Linked DNA regions of Homo sapiens: regions 1 and 2 are each linked to region 3. Evidence: chromatin contacts called from ENCODE Hi-C or POLR2A ChIA-PET data. All regions are on one chromosome and are shown on one strand. The core of a region is the stretch at or near the end of the contact, and the rest is flanking DNA. Distances in the headings are between cores, read along the strand shown.

Region 1 (4,237 bases), core at 1,068-3,567, 61 kb after region 3:
ACTCAGGCTGGAGTGCAGTGGCGCAATCTCGGCTCACTGCAACCTCTGCCTCCCCGGTTCAAGCGATTCTTCTGCTTCAGCCTCCTGAGTAGCTGGGATTACAGGTGTGTGCCACCAGGCCTGGCTAATTTTTGTATTTTTAGTAGAGACGGGGGTTTCACCATATTGGTCAGGCTGGTCGAACTCCTGACCTCAGGTGATCCACCCGCCTCAGCCTCCCAAAGTGCTGAGATTACAGGTGTGAGCCACCACACCCGGCCTTAAAATGGCTTATTTAAAAGAAGGAATTTATTGGCTTACATCACTGAAAAGGTGATTGATTTAGATATGGCTGTATCTGGGTGCTCATATGATATGGTTAATCTCTCACTCTCCTTCTCTTTCTTTCCTATGGATGACTGTTCCTCACTGATGACAGGATGGTAGAGTGCAGCCCCAAGTCTGTATGCTACCACTTATTCCAGCAGTCCCTAATCTTTTTGGCACCAGTGACTGGTTTTGTGGAAGACAATTTTTCCATGGACCTGGGAGTGGGGGATGGTTTCTGGATGATTCAAGTGCATTACATTTATTGTGGACTTTATTTCTATTATTACATTATAATATATAATGAAATAACAATACAATTCACCATAATGTAGAATCAGTGGGACCCCTGAGCTTGTTTTCCTGCAACCAGATGGGACCATCTGGGAGTGATGGGAGACAGTGACAGATCATCAGGCTTTAGATTCTCAGGAGCTGGCAACCTAGATCCCTTGCATGTGCAGTTCACAATAGGGTTTATTCTCCTATGAGAATCTAATGCCACAGCTGATCTGACAGGAGGCGGAGCTCAGGTGGTAATGTGAGCAATGGGGAGCAGTGTCCTGCTGTGTGGCCCAGTTCCTAGCAGGCCACGGACCAGTACCAGTATGTGGCCTGGGGGTTGGGAACCCCTGAGTTATTCAGTTCCACTAGAAAGCAAGAATGGCTTTATTCTAATAATTTCAGCAAAAGTTCCCGGCTATCATGAGATCAACTTGGTTCATATGCCTGTTCCTGAAACTTACCACTATAGACTGAATAGGCTGATGGCAGTCACATGTTTACTGCTGGAAATAGGAAGGACTGCATGTGATGTGAAGTGTACAAAGCCCCAGCTGACAAGGCAGTGCAACCCTGGCTATTTTCTGGGCAAGGCTGGTGCTCTGGTGCTGGACTTCATTTGCCTGAAGGAAGCAGTGCATTTTTCTAACTTGTGTGAAGACATTGTATGGACTAGCTGTGGCCCTGGAGCCATGTATGTGGATGGGGTCGGCCTCACTGAACCACTGAGACTGTGAGTGGGAGAGGGATAGTCCTCTGAATGAAAATTAGGTTCACCTTCTATAAGGGAGAATGGATGCGCAAGCAGAACTATTGGATATACATTACAGAAAGTAATGCCATTACTGTAATTCTGAATCTTGCCTTGTAGAGCAACTCGACTCTTTAAGTCTACTCAACTCAGCTCAACGCAATCCAACAATTATTTTTTATAGGCCAAAGTGTGTGTGTGTGTGTGTTTGCACACACACCTGTGTGCTGGGTAGGGAGGTGTTACCAAAAGAAAAGACCTACCTTCAAAAAGCATAAAGTATTCTGATTTTAAGCCACGCCAACTATGAAAGTTTTTCTTAAATTCGACTCTGTTATACCAAATAAATTAAAAATTATGCAAAATTAAAGATGGTAGCATGTTTCTTTAGTTGCTTTTTAGCAAAATAATCTGTGTATTTCAGTGAATTACACAACTATTAGATGTTCAAATACGATTATATTCTGGTTAACTTACAAAATTAGGAGTTGAAAAATTATTTACTTCATTATATTTGTTATAGATATATCAGTCCTTATTTCCTAACAGTCTGAAATAGCAGCCAAATATAGCTCCTGTAGAAGGTCATCTTAGGTTTTCAGGTGACTTTTAATTACCACGTAGCTTTAAACTACTACTAGTAACTCATCGTTTAAAAAAATTAAATTAGCCTTTTATTTCTGTAAAGAAAACTCACCTTTACTCTCCCTTTACTGTCCTGTAGGAATTTTAACAGGACATGCATTAACTTTAGACCTTAGGGAAAGCACAAAATAAACAGCAAACTGATAATATTATCTCGCCAAAGTAAAACAAGGGATGGAGGCGTGGGGAGAGACGGCGGGCGGTAACTAAGTGCCAAACGGGATTTGTTTTTACTTAAACGTTTACAGAGCATCCGCGAGAACTTCCTTCTAAGCTAAATATGTCATCTAGCACCTGAAAAAATTTAAGTCTGGTTCTTTCTGGATAAAAGAAAGCGCACAGGATTTAAGTGAGTAAATACTTAAGTGAGTAAATTCTTAGAAAAAACAAAACCTAACCGCCACAATTGGACTTTGGAACTTTTTTCCCCCCTTAGCAGCAGGCTGAAATTTTCAGTTCCTCGGTCACTGATCAGGGAATTCTGCGCTTCAGGCTGTGTACACCCGCAAGTCTGGAAGGGTGATGATGATGATGTGATGATGAGTTAGGGCAATTATAACTACGGCAAAAAAAAAAAAAAAAAAAAAAGAGTTCGCAGGGACGCAGCGCTGCCGCCGCCGCCGCCGAGGCCGCGACCACGGCCCGAGCCGGCCACCGCGCGTCAAAGGAGCCATTCAAGGCCCGGCGAGGCCCGGGGGTTGAGAAGTTAAGGAGCGGGAGGTGGTGCGCCGGGGCCGCGGCCGCGCCATTTGCATTTCAATGCGACCCGCTTGTTGACTCAGTGCCCGGCGCTTCCGCAGCTCCCACCAGAATCTGCCTTTGTTGGTTTTAGCTCCGGTCAAGTCCACTTCTTGCATCGGGGGAGCCGCGCGCATTGAGTTTGTGTAGTCAGGCAGAACGCTCGACAGGAAGGAAGGAGGAAGGGGCGCTCTGCGCGGCCATTGTCTGGGCAACCGGGCTTAAGCAGCCGAGTGACTATTTAATCTATAAGGTGCACTTGAATCCCTCGCAAATCCTCTCAGTGTGGAGCGGAGGCACCCAGACAGGGACAGATGGTGCAGAACCCCTTTGTTTAAGAATATGGAAATACGCTTTTTCCTTTACTTAAGGTGGTCCGCTCTTTTAACTGTTGCTATTCCCCCTTGCTGCATTGTCAAGGAGAGGGCATGAGAGACTCATGGGTCTGGTCAGCCCTGCCGAAGCGCCTCCGTATTAAGAAAAAGTAATTGCTGGAAGGGAGTCGCCTCTTTTGGTGAGCCATGAGTACAGTGGAGACCCCACGTACCCTTTTGGTGCCCTTTGCACTTAGGCAGAGAGTAGCCGAAAGAAGTGTGTTCAGAATTCTTGCAAGATTGTTTTTCATGGGCTCCCTCTCTTTCCTTTTTTCACATTAAACATCAAGTTCGGAGGTCTCGGGTTGCTTCCCGTGCAACTACGGGAAAAGGGAGACGTCTTGTCCTCAGGGGGCCCTGCTGCTTCGCATTGACCTCTTGGGCTTGTAAGCAGAGAGGTTGATGGGCAGGATGGCCACTGCAGCTGGGCCGCACCTGTGCTTCTGTGTCCACAGCTGTAATTTAGAGTGTGTTCAACATCAGGCTGGGGAAAGGTACACATAGGTTTGGGGTATTGTAGAAAAGTGGAAGACTGCCCATAGAGCCCTGGAGCATGGTGACATTTCACAAGATAGCTTTTCTGATCTTCCTAACGACATGGAGGACTCCACTTGCAGCGGGACTGGGGATACACTAGGACCATCAGATCCCACCCCCAGTCAGTCTGAAATGAATTCAACCAACCGTCCACACATATAAGTCTCAGTTTTTGTTTAAAACATGCAGTCAGGCGAGGCGCAGTGGCTCACGCCTGTAATCCCAGCACTTTCGGAGGCCCAGGCGGGCGGATCACTTGAGGTCAGGAGTTTGAGACCAGCCTCGCCAAGACGGTGAAACCCTGTCTCTACTAAAAAATACAAAAATTAGCCGGGCTTGGATCCCAGTTACTCAGGAGGCTGAGATGGGAGAATCGTTTGAACCCAGAAGGCGGAGGTTGCAGTGAGCCCAAATCGTGCCACTGCACTCTAGCTTGGGCGACAGAGTGAGCTGTCTCAAAAAAAACAATAAAAAAAAATACAGTCATGGTCCTGCTGGGCTGTTCTAGCCATAGTAATACAAAACAAAGGAAAAATCTGAAGGGACAGCTGTCAGGTAAAAATCAAATTCGTTTCCATTTTCAGTACATATTAAACAGGAAGCA
Region 2 (4,482 bases), core at 741-3,240, 35 kb after region 3:
TGAATGATGATGTTGATAATTACACAGTGAAAGTTTGAAGAAATAGCAATAGTAGTAGCTAGCACTTTTAAAGTGATGATAACTGATAGAGTTTGGATATCTCTTCCAAATCTCATGTTGAGATGTAATCCTCAGTGTTGAAGGTGGGGCCTGGTGGGAGGTGTTTAGATCATGGGAGCAGATCCCTCATGAATGGTCTGGACATCTCCTTGGTGATAAGTGAGCTCTAGCTCTCACAGCTGGTCATTTAAAGGTATGTTGCACCTGCTCCCACTCTTTCTTGCTCCTGCTTTCGCCATGTGATGTGCCTGCTCCCCCTTTGCCATCTGCCATGATTGGAAGCTTCCTGATGCCCCTGAAAGAAACATGCCACTCTGCTTCCTGTACAGCCTGCAGAACCATGAGTCAATTAAACCTGTTTTCTCATATATTACCCAGTCTCAGGTATTTCTTTATAGCAATGCAAGAACAGCCTAATACAATAACTGTATATTATATAAAATTATATTTAAAGTCTATAACTTTTTTTGAGGTAGGTGTTGCCATTATTCTATTTTACCAATAAGAAAACTGAGGCTCAAGGAAGTTAAGTCATCTTTCCCAGGGCCCCGAGAAACCAGTGATGAAGCTGAGATTATAGCCTAGAACTGTTGGATTCCAAAGCTCATGTTTTTATACACTATAGCAGCTTCTATAGTAGCTTTATTTGGAGAATGCATGCATGCGTGTGTGCACGCACACACACATACACACACTCCCTATTTTTATAAAATGCTGCCCTAGGGCACAATTAGCCACTAGTTGGAAAACTCATTCATCCAGCTGCACTAGATACTAGATGTGGCTGGAAGATGAATGACAACAGTATGTGAGTACAGCCTAGGAAAAAAGAAGGTCCAAATTCCCAGAAAAACAACTCCCAGAAAGGCAGCATCTGTACTGACTTACAAAAATAGAAAAGTGGGGAAACCTTGTGGTTTAGAAGCAGAGACATTACATCCTGTGACGTGAAGAAGTGGTGGCTGACGTCCTTGTGAACAATGGCCACAGATGCCAGGCCACAGAGAGAACACTGCATGAGGGAAAAACCGTGTGTCACCAGCTGTGAGACGTGCACAGGAAGGAAGCATGGGGCCAACAACAGCCCGGCCTCTGAGGCTGCTGTGAGGAGTAAAGGATTTGATCAATGCAGGATGCATAAAGTGGCGTCTGCACATAGGGAGCGCTCGGTACAGGTTGTTATTACTGTTGGTATTCTCTTCATGTGGACCATTCTCTCAGACACACAAGACAGAAACAGTAGCCTTTTTGAAGGAGGAGGTAAGGATTAGATTAACAAGCCCTCCATTTATGGTGGAGGTGCCTGCTCCATTAATCCAATCAACTCAACCTTTAAATAACACTTGTGCAAATATATCCTGGATGACACTTGTGAGGGAAATGTGGTAATCTTTCTGGACTTTTACAACACAAAAAATTGGAATGCGTTTTATCACACCAAAGCAAGCTGGAAAGGGTAATTTGGATTTCACTTGTGGCATGCTCCATAGTCATTTTCTGTAAACGAAGATCCAATTTTTAGGGTGGGGGCAAATATACAAGGTCCAATGATTTGAAAAGATGTTTTATTATTTTTTTCTCCATGCCTTCCATCTTTTCAGCCCAATGGGAATTTCTTCCCTTGAACAGTTCTAAAGAATCACAGCATTAGAGATAGGAATTATTAGGTTATTTAAGCTATCTTTCTGCTGATGAGGAGCTATTCCTGTAGTACAATTTATAATGCTTTTCTGAGTGTGGCTTTGAACAATGTGACTTTTATCAGATGAACCGTGGTGGAGATGGAGCCCTCTGTTTGTGTTTAGAACAGGTCTAGCCTAGGGAGGAACGAGGAAGACCTCTCAAAGGCTCACCTCCGCACAGCAGGCCTGATCGGCTGGCTGGAACTCAGAAGGGCAAAAGGGGAGTGAGGCTCCACTTTGATGTGGTTCGCTTGCAGCCCCGTTGCTGTACTGTGGTGTGCATATGTTGGGGGCAGGGCAAGGGTAATAAATACCAGGGACACTTTTGCAATGCGTGCCTGTCAGCTGAGTGCTGGACAAACATTTTTACCACTGGCTATTTCCCTGAGGCTTCTGACAGTTTGTGCAACTTGTGTAAGACATTCCTGAAAGAGAGGAGCATTTGTTCAACTTATATAACTTCTTTTTACATCATAAGACTAAAGCAGTCCTTCCGGGCTCATGTCCTGTTGAATGTGATCCAACTGAAACTTCTTTCCTCTGCATACTCAGAAACCTGACTACCTGTGTAAATTCCTCCTGATAGCATAGCTTTCTGTTTGCCCTCAGTCCTTCTCTGGCCCTCTCAGACACCCAGGTTCATAATGACATTCCTTCTTCCTCTTGTAATTCTATTGAATTGTTAACAAAAAAAAAAAAAAAAGGAGTAATAGCTGTGATCGATTTCTACAATGTGTTCTTAAATTGTGTGTGTGTGTGTGTAAAATGTGTATATTTTTGCACTTGATCTTAGCCAAAAGGCTGAGAAATGACCAAAGGTCTGTATTTTTGAATTACTATATAGGAGCATAGGAACTGCTGTGTGATTCTGGAATTGTAACAGAGGAGTAGCTAATGGAGTTTTGAGGGATATTATGATGTGCATATAGCTGGGGAAACTGGGTGCTCAGGAGTATGAACCTTCATTCACTCACTTCCTGCTCCCAGTAGGAGATTAAGAAGGCATGTGCAACTTCTTATATTTGGTATAGCTTTTGTTTCCTGCCAATCTTTTTTTTTCTTTTTGACAAAAATGCTGATTGGTTTTGCCTTGATTTATTTGTATTTAGAGGTTTTCAAAATGAGTTGGTTTAAGGCATTACGATTGAATACAAGTTAATCGATAATCACGATTGTACACCAGTTCTTCCTAATACATTTTATCCTGTGGCCCTGTAAAATTTCCAATCGACCAAAGCAAGCTTGGTTGGTAAGGGAATGACTTACACAGGATCTTTTTCATTTAGGGGTTTGCAACTTACAGTGCACCTTCACATAGGTCTTCTCATTTGACTTGCGCAATAGCCCATGAGTAAACAGCACAAGTGTTATTAGATTCAGCTGACAGAAGAGGCCACCACAAGGGCTCAGAGAGGTGAAGGGGTTTGGTCTAAGTCACAGCTAGTAAGTGGCATAGCAAGTCTACTTTCCTGCAAAAAGCATTTATTGCTTAATCATGCTAGTGTCTATTATTGTGGTTGGTTTTTGTGTTTGTTTGTTTTGCTTTCGGGGACAGGGTCTTGCTCTGTTGCCCAGGCTGGAATGCAGTGGTACAAATATGGCTCATTGCAGTCTTGATCTCCCCAGCTTAAGCAATCCACCTGCCTCAGCCTCCCAAGTAGTTGGGACTAAAGGCGTGTGCCACCACGCCCAGCTAATTTATTTTTTATTTTTTAATTATTTTATTATTTATTTATTTATTTATTTATTTTTGAGATGGTGTCTTGCTCTTGTTGCCCAGGCTGGAGTACAATGGCTCAATCTCTGCTCACTGCAACCTCTGCCTCCCAGGTTTAAGTGATTCTCTTGCCTCAGTCTTTGAAGTAGCTGGGATTACAGGCGCCTGCCACCACGCCTGGCTAATTTTTTGTATTTTTAGTAGAGACGGGGTTTCGCCATGTTGGCCAGGCTGGTCTCAAACTCCTGACCTCAGGTGATCCACCCGCCTCAGCCTCCCAAAGTGCTGGGATTACAGGCGTGAGCCACTGTGCCCAGCCCATTTTTTATTTTTTACAGAGACAGCGTCTCACTTTGTTGCCCAGGCTGGTCTTGAACACCTGGACTCAAGTGATCCTCACACTTTGGCCTCCCAAAGTACTGAGATTACAGGCATAAGCCACCGCACCCAGCTATTATAGTTGTTATCTCCATGTGCCAGCCACTGTGCTTGGTGCTTTATGTACGTTATCTCAATATCCACCACAAGTGCAAGAGTTGGCATTAATTACAACAGAAGAGGAAACTGAGACTTATGTCCCCCAGACAGAGTCTTCTCATTTGGAGTTGGGTCATATAATGTAACTCTGATGCTTCATATACTATACCACATTTAGGAACACCAACCTGCCTCTCTCACTAAATGTTAGATTCCTTTCCTTGTTCTCATGTTGCCTGTTGGGGCTGAAATGGGCTCTGCTTGAGCATAATGGAGATGGAAGAAAGTGAATAACTTGGGCATAACTCATCAGTGGTGGAGCCTTGGCTGCCACAGAGGTGCTTGGTAAGGAGCTCTGAATCATATACATGGGGAATAAACCACAGCAGAGCCTACGACAAGAAGGTGAGGAACACAGCAGCCGTCTGTTGTCATACAGCAGCTCCCTTGGAGAAGAGGCCAGTGTGGACTCCAGAAAAGCCAGGTTCTCATCGCTGCACTGTTGTGTGTTTATAACACCCTGGTGTTCTTGACATGCTGCTTGGA
Region 3 (4,035 bases), core at 1,369-3,868:
TCATCATCTGAAATGAAAACTCTGTACCCATTAAACAATAACTCCCATTCCTTTCCTTCCCAGACCCTAGTAATCAGGATCCTACTTTCTGTCTCTAACAATTTGACTACTCTAGGTATCTTATATAAGTAGAAACATATAATATTTGTACTTTGGTGTCTGGCTTACTTCATTTAGCATAACGTTTTCAAAGTGCATCCATGTCATGCCATGTGTGAGGATTTCCTTCCTTTTTAAGGCTGAATAATATTCCGTTGTATGTATCTGTTACATTTTGTTTATGCATTCATTCATTGATACACATTTGCGTTGTTTCCACCTTTTGGCTATTGTGAATAATGCTGATGTGAACATGGTTGAATGAACATTCTTTTCAAGTTCCCTGTCGTCAATTCTTTTGTGTGAAATTGTTGGATCATATGGTAAGTCTGTGTTTAATTTTTTTGGGGAATCTCTATACAGTTTTCTATAGTGGTTGTAACATTTTACATTCCTACTGACAGTGCAAGGGTTCTAGTTTCTCTGCATCCTCACAAACACTTGTTATTTTATCAGGTTTTTTGTTTTTGGTGAGGTTTTTTTTTGGTAATAGCCATCCTGATGGGTGTAAAGTGGTATCTCTTTGTGGTTTTTGATTTGCATTTGGAGCTCGTAACCTTTGTGTGTGGCAGTTCCTTGCTCCCTGAAATGTCCTCATCTGTTAATCTCTTCAGTTCAGCACATCAAATACTACTGAGCAGACTCGGAATTTGTCATTCCACCTTTAAACTTGCTTGGCTGGGAGAGACTGTTATGTTCTTTTCACTCTCCCAAAGCATATCTACCCTTCTTTTATTTTTTAAAATTAATTAATTATTATTATTATTTTGAGGCAGAGTCTCGCTCTGTCACCCAGGCTGGAGTGCAGTGGCACAGTCTCGGCTCACTGCAAGCTCTGCCTCCCGGGTTCATGCCATTCTCCTGCCTCAGCCTCCCGAGTAGCTGGGACTACAGGCGTGTGCCACCACGCCTGGCTAATTTTTTGTATTTTTAGTAGAGACGGGGTTTCACCATATTGGCCAGGCCGATCTTGAACTCCCGACCTTGTGATCCGCCCGCCTTGGCCTCCCAAAGTGCTGGGATTACAGGCGTGAGCCACCACGCTTGGCTACCCTTCTCTTAAATTCTGTTTGAAATTCATCTCACCATTAAAGTCTTCTCAAAGTAACCCAGCCTAATCTAAGAACATTTTATTCCAGTATCCCTTAAGCATGAAGGAACAATTAGTATTGGACTGATGTATATATTCTTTTGCATGTTTTCCAAGTGGGTTTATCCTACCCACTTTTAGATTATAAACACCTTGAGAAAATGGTTAGGTACCTTTCTGTGGCAGTCCCATTATACCTAATGTCCAGTGACCAATATGTAGTAGACAGTAATAAAAGTTATTGACATTTATAATGTCATTTTATTATTTTTCTGTCATAATATTTTCTCATGCTTATGTGGATGTCAAAAAGCAAGTTCTAGTTTCCTTATCTCCATTTCTGCTTCCTACTTACATGAAATTTCCTCTGTAGAACAGTTTGTGAATGTGTTCTATTGGGACAAAGGTTTGGTTGTCCTCAGAGAAATAGACATTTAAATGCTCTATTTCCTTCCTAGCAGTGCTGCTGGGTTGGTCAGCAGATATTTATTCCAAATTCCAATTTTCAGACACAGCCATTTAAAAAAAAGATGCTTATATTGAAAAACATGAATATCAAACAGTGGCCCACCCTGAACAGTCCCAGATCTGCTGGTCTGTTAGCCATGCTGCACTTCTCTTCCTCCACCCCCTCAAAAAAGAGAAACAAGTCTGAAGATGATCAGGCTTCCTGTTCTGTAGATTTTGAATTACTGTAATCAGGATCTCATGTCTGCAGCCACACAGCCAGCGGTGATCTCTCAGCCTGGGCACTTTCTATTTCAGTTGGTAATTACTCAGTAGTAAAAAAAAAAAAAAAAAAAAAAAAAAAAAAATTAAAAATCACAGATAGGAGAATTGAGGACATAGTCTACTTGGTGCTGACTCTTTTGTGGGTGGGGAGGGTGGGGAAAATAGGGTACACTATCTGTAATTCTAGTTTTCCCCAGACCAAAGCAACTAGGCTGAATATAATAGGCCCTTTAATTTCCTCGCACCCATTCAAAGGTGCTTCAATAAGAACAAGTGAAAAGACTCTGGAAGCCAGAAGATTGGTGATGGGGGAAGGGAGTGGTGCAGCAGAAGTAGCTCCTGGGAGGACGGAAGATGTTAGCACAGCAGTATCACCAAAACGGAATTTTATATTCTTTAAAAACTGTGTGTGCATGTGTTTTAAGTTAAGGTTAACTTCAAATAATAATTAAACACCAGTTGCTGGATCGTCTACTTAGTGCTTATCAAGAGAGTTTATTTACTGATCTGCTGAGACCAAAAGCAGCAGTTCCTCTGGTTAACATTTGCTAAGACAAATCCTTCCATTTGGGAAAGATTTCTTCCCTCCTTCCCTCTCTCCCTGATTTTTCTAGGTCTGGGAAAGCTGGTTTTATATTATGCAAAAGTGTGAATCGCACAGCCCAGAGTCACTGTCCCCTTTAAAGGGGGCTTTCTCTCTTGTCTTAAAAAACAGACCTCAGAAGGAGCCAGATGGTTCCCGTCTGCTGCCTTGAGTCAATGCACTTCCTCCCACAGACTGGAGCCCTTTTGCCCTCCTTCCTCCCCAGCTCCTCCCCACATTCTACCCCCCACCACTGGGCCTCCCTGTTTTGTCGCTAGAAATAATCTTTTATTGCCCAGTTGTTCGGAAGTGACCTTTTGCCCTTGATTAGATAGCACCAGGCTCCATCACCGGATTGCTTTTGAGCGGGCAGTTGCTTTTTTGTGTGGGCTGATCCGGTGTCAGGGAGAACAATGCAAGGCTTTGCAAAATTTTAGTATAGCTCAGGCCTCATGTGGAACAGGTGGGGGCGGGGAGACGCGGGGTTGAATAAAGCAGCCCAGTGGATCCTGGTTGCAAAAATACATTTTCTTTAGTAAACTGAAAAACAAATGGCATTTTAAAAAATTCACTTGTACATATTTAACTCATTCCTTAATAACCATGTATTTCAGAGGAATAGAAGATTACTCCAGGGTTTCAGTATATATTATTTAAGCATACAAATATTATTACAATTAAACTGACTTGAATATAACCTTACATTAGAATATTAATCAAATGGACTATTGAGTTTCTCACAGCAATTTTCCAGGTCTCAATTATTTTAAGTAACAAATATAATAATAAAACATATAACAAAGAATGAGTTTAATTATTGAAAGCTAACTCATTTTTTATTTTAAAAATTAGGGAAAAATATTCATGACTTTACATGCTTCCTAGGTAAAACGGTATTTGTGACTTTGTATCTTTCATAATAGTCCTTAAATTCTTTGGATTTAAAATTCTCAGGAATATCTGCCAGAACTAGTAGAGTGGGTGAGTTTGAAATTTTTGTTTTAACACCTTCAGTTTCACCCAGGAGATGAATATTCTGCTATACAGGCATAGCAGCATTTTGGGATTCTTTTAAAAGTTTATTAACATTAACATCTAAAATTTTGGTCAGGTACGATGGCTCACACCTGTCATTTCAACACTTTGGGAGGCCAAGGTGGGAGGATGGCTTGAGCCCAGGAGTTTGAGACCGGCCTGGGTAACCCTGTCTCTACAAAAAATAAAAAATTAGCTGGGCATGGTGGCACATGCCTGTAGTCTCAGCTACTCAGGAGGCTGAGGCAGAAGGATTGCTTGAGCCTGGGAGGTTGAGGCTGCAGTGAGCAGTGTTTGCACCACTGCACTCCAGCCTAGACAACAAAATGAGACCCAGTCTCAAAATAAAATAAAATAAAAATTTGCTGAGGCAGGAGAATCGCTTGAACATGGGAGGCAGAGGTTGCAGTGAGATCGCGCCACTGCACTCCAGCCTGGGTGACAGAGAGTGAGACTCTGTCTCAAAAAAATAAAAATAAAAATAAAAATTTGAAGT

What was found. Hi-C counts contacts between places; a loop is a spot of excess contacts on that map. ChIA-PET counts read pairs that join two places held with the same protein, here RNA polymerase II (POLR2A). Pooled maps may share reads with other maps.
Region 1: a map of endothelial cell of umbilical vein shows a loop between it and region 3 (6-fold over the local background). The contact joins two enhancer-like sites. A Hi-C loop is called at or near these places in 4 of 168 maps with a recorded cell type or tissue (B cell, Caco-2, OCI-LY7 and 1 more), 5 of 37 single-sample maps with no recorded cell type and 10 of 50 pooled maps. POLR2A ChIA-PET finds 5 or more read pairs at or near these places in 10 of 52 experiments (A673, Caco-2, H1 and 5 more).
Region 2: a map of HepG2 shows a loop between it and region 3 (7-fold over the local background). The contact joins two enhancer-like sites. A Hi-C loop is called at or near these places in 7 of 168 maps with a recorded cell type or tissue (CD14-positive monocyte, Caco-2, HepG2 and 4 more), 2 of 37 single-sample maps with no recorded cell type and 11 of 50 pooled maps. POLR2A ChIA-PET finds 5 or more read pairs at or near these places in 9 of 52 experiments (B cell, Caco-2, GM12878 and 5 more).

Annotation. Positions count from the first base shown.
Region 1 is chr4:123,503,049-123,507,285 of GRCh38, forward strand. No RefSeq gene overlaps it. Among named protein-coding and RNA genes, the nearest start is that of TRC-GCA2-1, 3.8 kb to the right of the region's middle. RefSeq lists an enhancer at 2,493-3,340. Within about 2 kb of position 2,318, at least 29 of the 41 ENCODE cell types and tissues checked have a DNase peak (open chromatin) inside an H3K27ac peak, as active enhancers do; they include OCI-LY7 and endothelial cell of umbilical vein, where a contact is called at or near this core.
Region 2 is chr4:123,476,966-123,481,447 of GRCh38, forward strand. No RefSeq gene overlaps it. Among named protein-coding and RNA genes, the nearest start is that of TRC-GCA2-1, 30 kb to the right of the region's middle. Within about 2 kb of position 1,991, at least 11 of the 41 ENCODE cell types and tissues checked have a DNase peak (open chromatin) inside an H3K27ac peak, as active enhancers do; they include OCI-LY7, where a contact is called at or near this core.
Region 3 is chr4:123,441,718-123,445,752 of GRCh38, forward strand. No RefSeq gene overlaps it. Among named protein-coding and RNA genes, the nearest start is that of SPRY1, 47 kb to the left of the region's middle. Within about 2 kb of position 2,619, at least 17 of the 41 ENCODE cell types and tissues checked have a DNase peak (open chromatin) inside an H3K27ac peak, as active enhancers do; they include OCI-LY7 and endothelial cell of umbilical vein, where a contact is called at or near this core.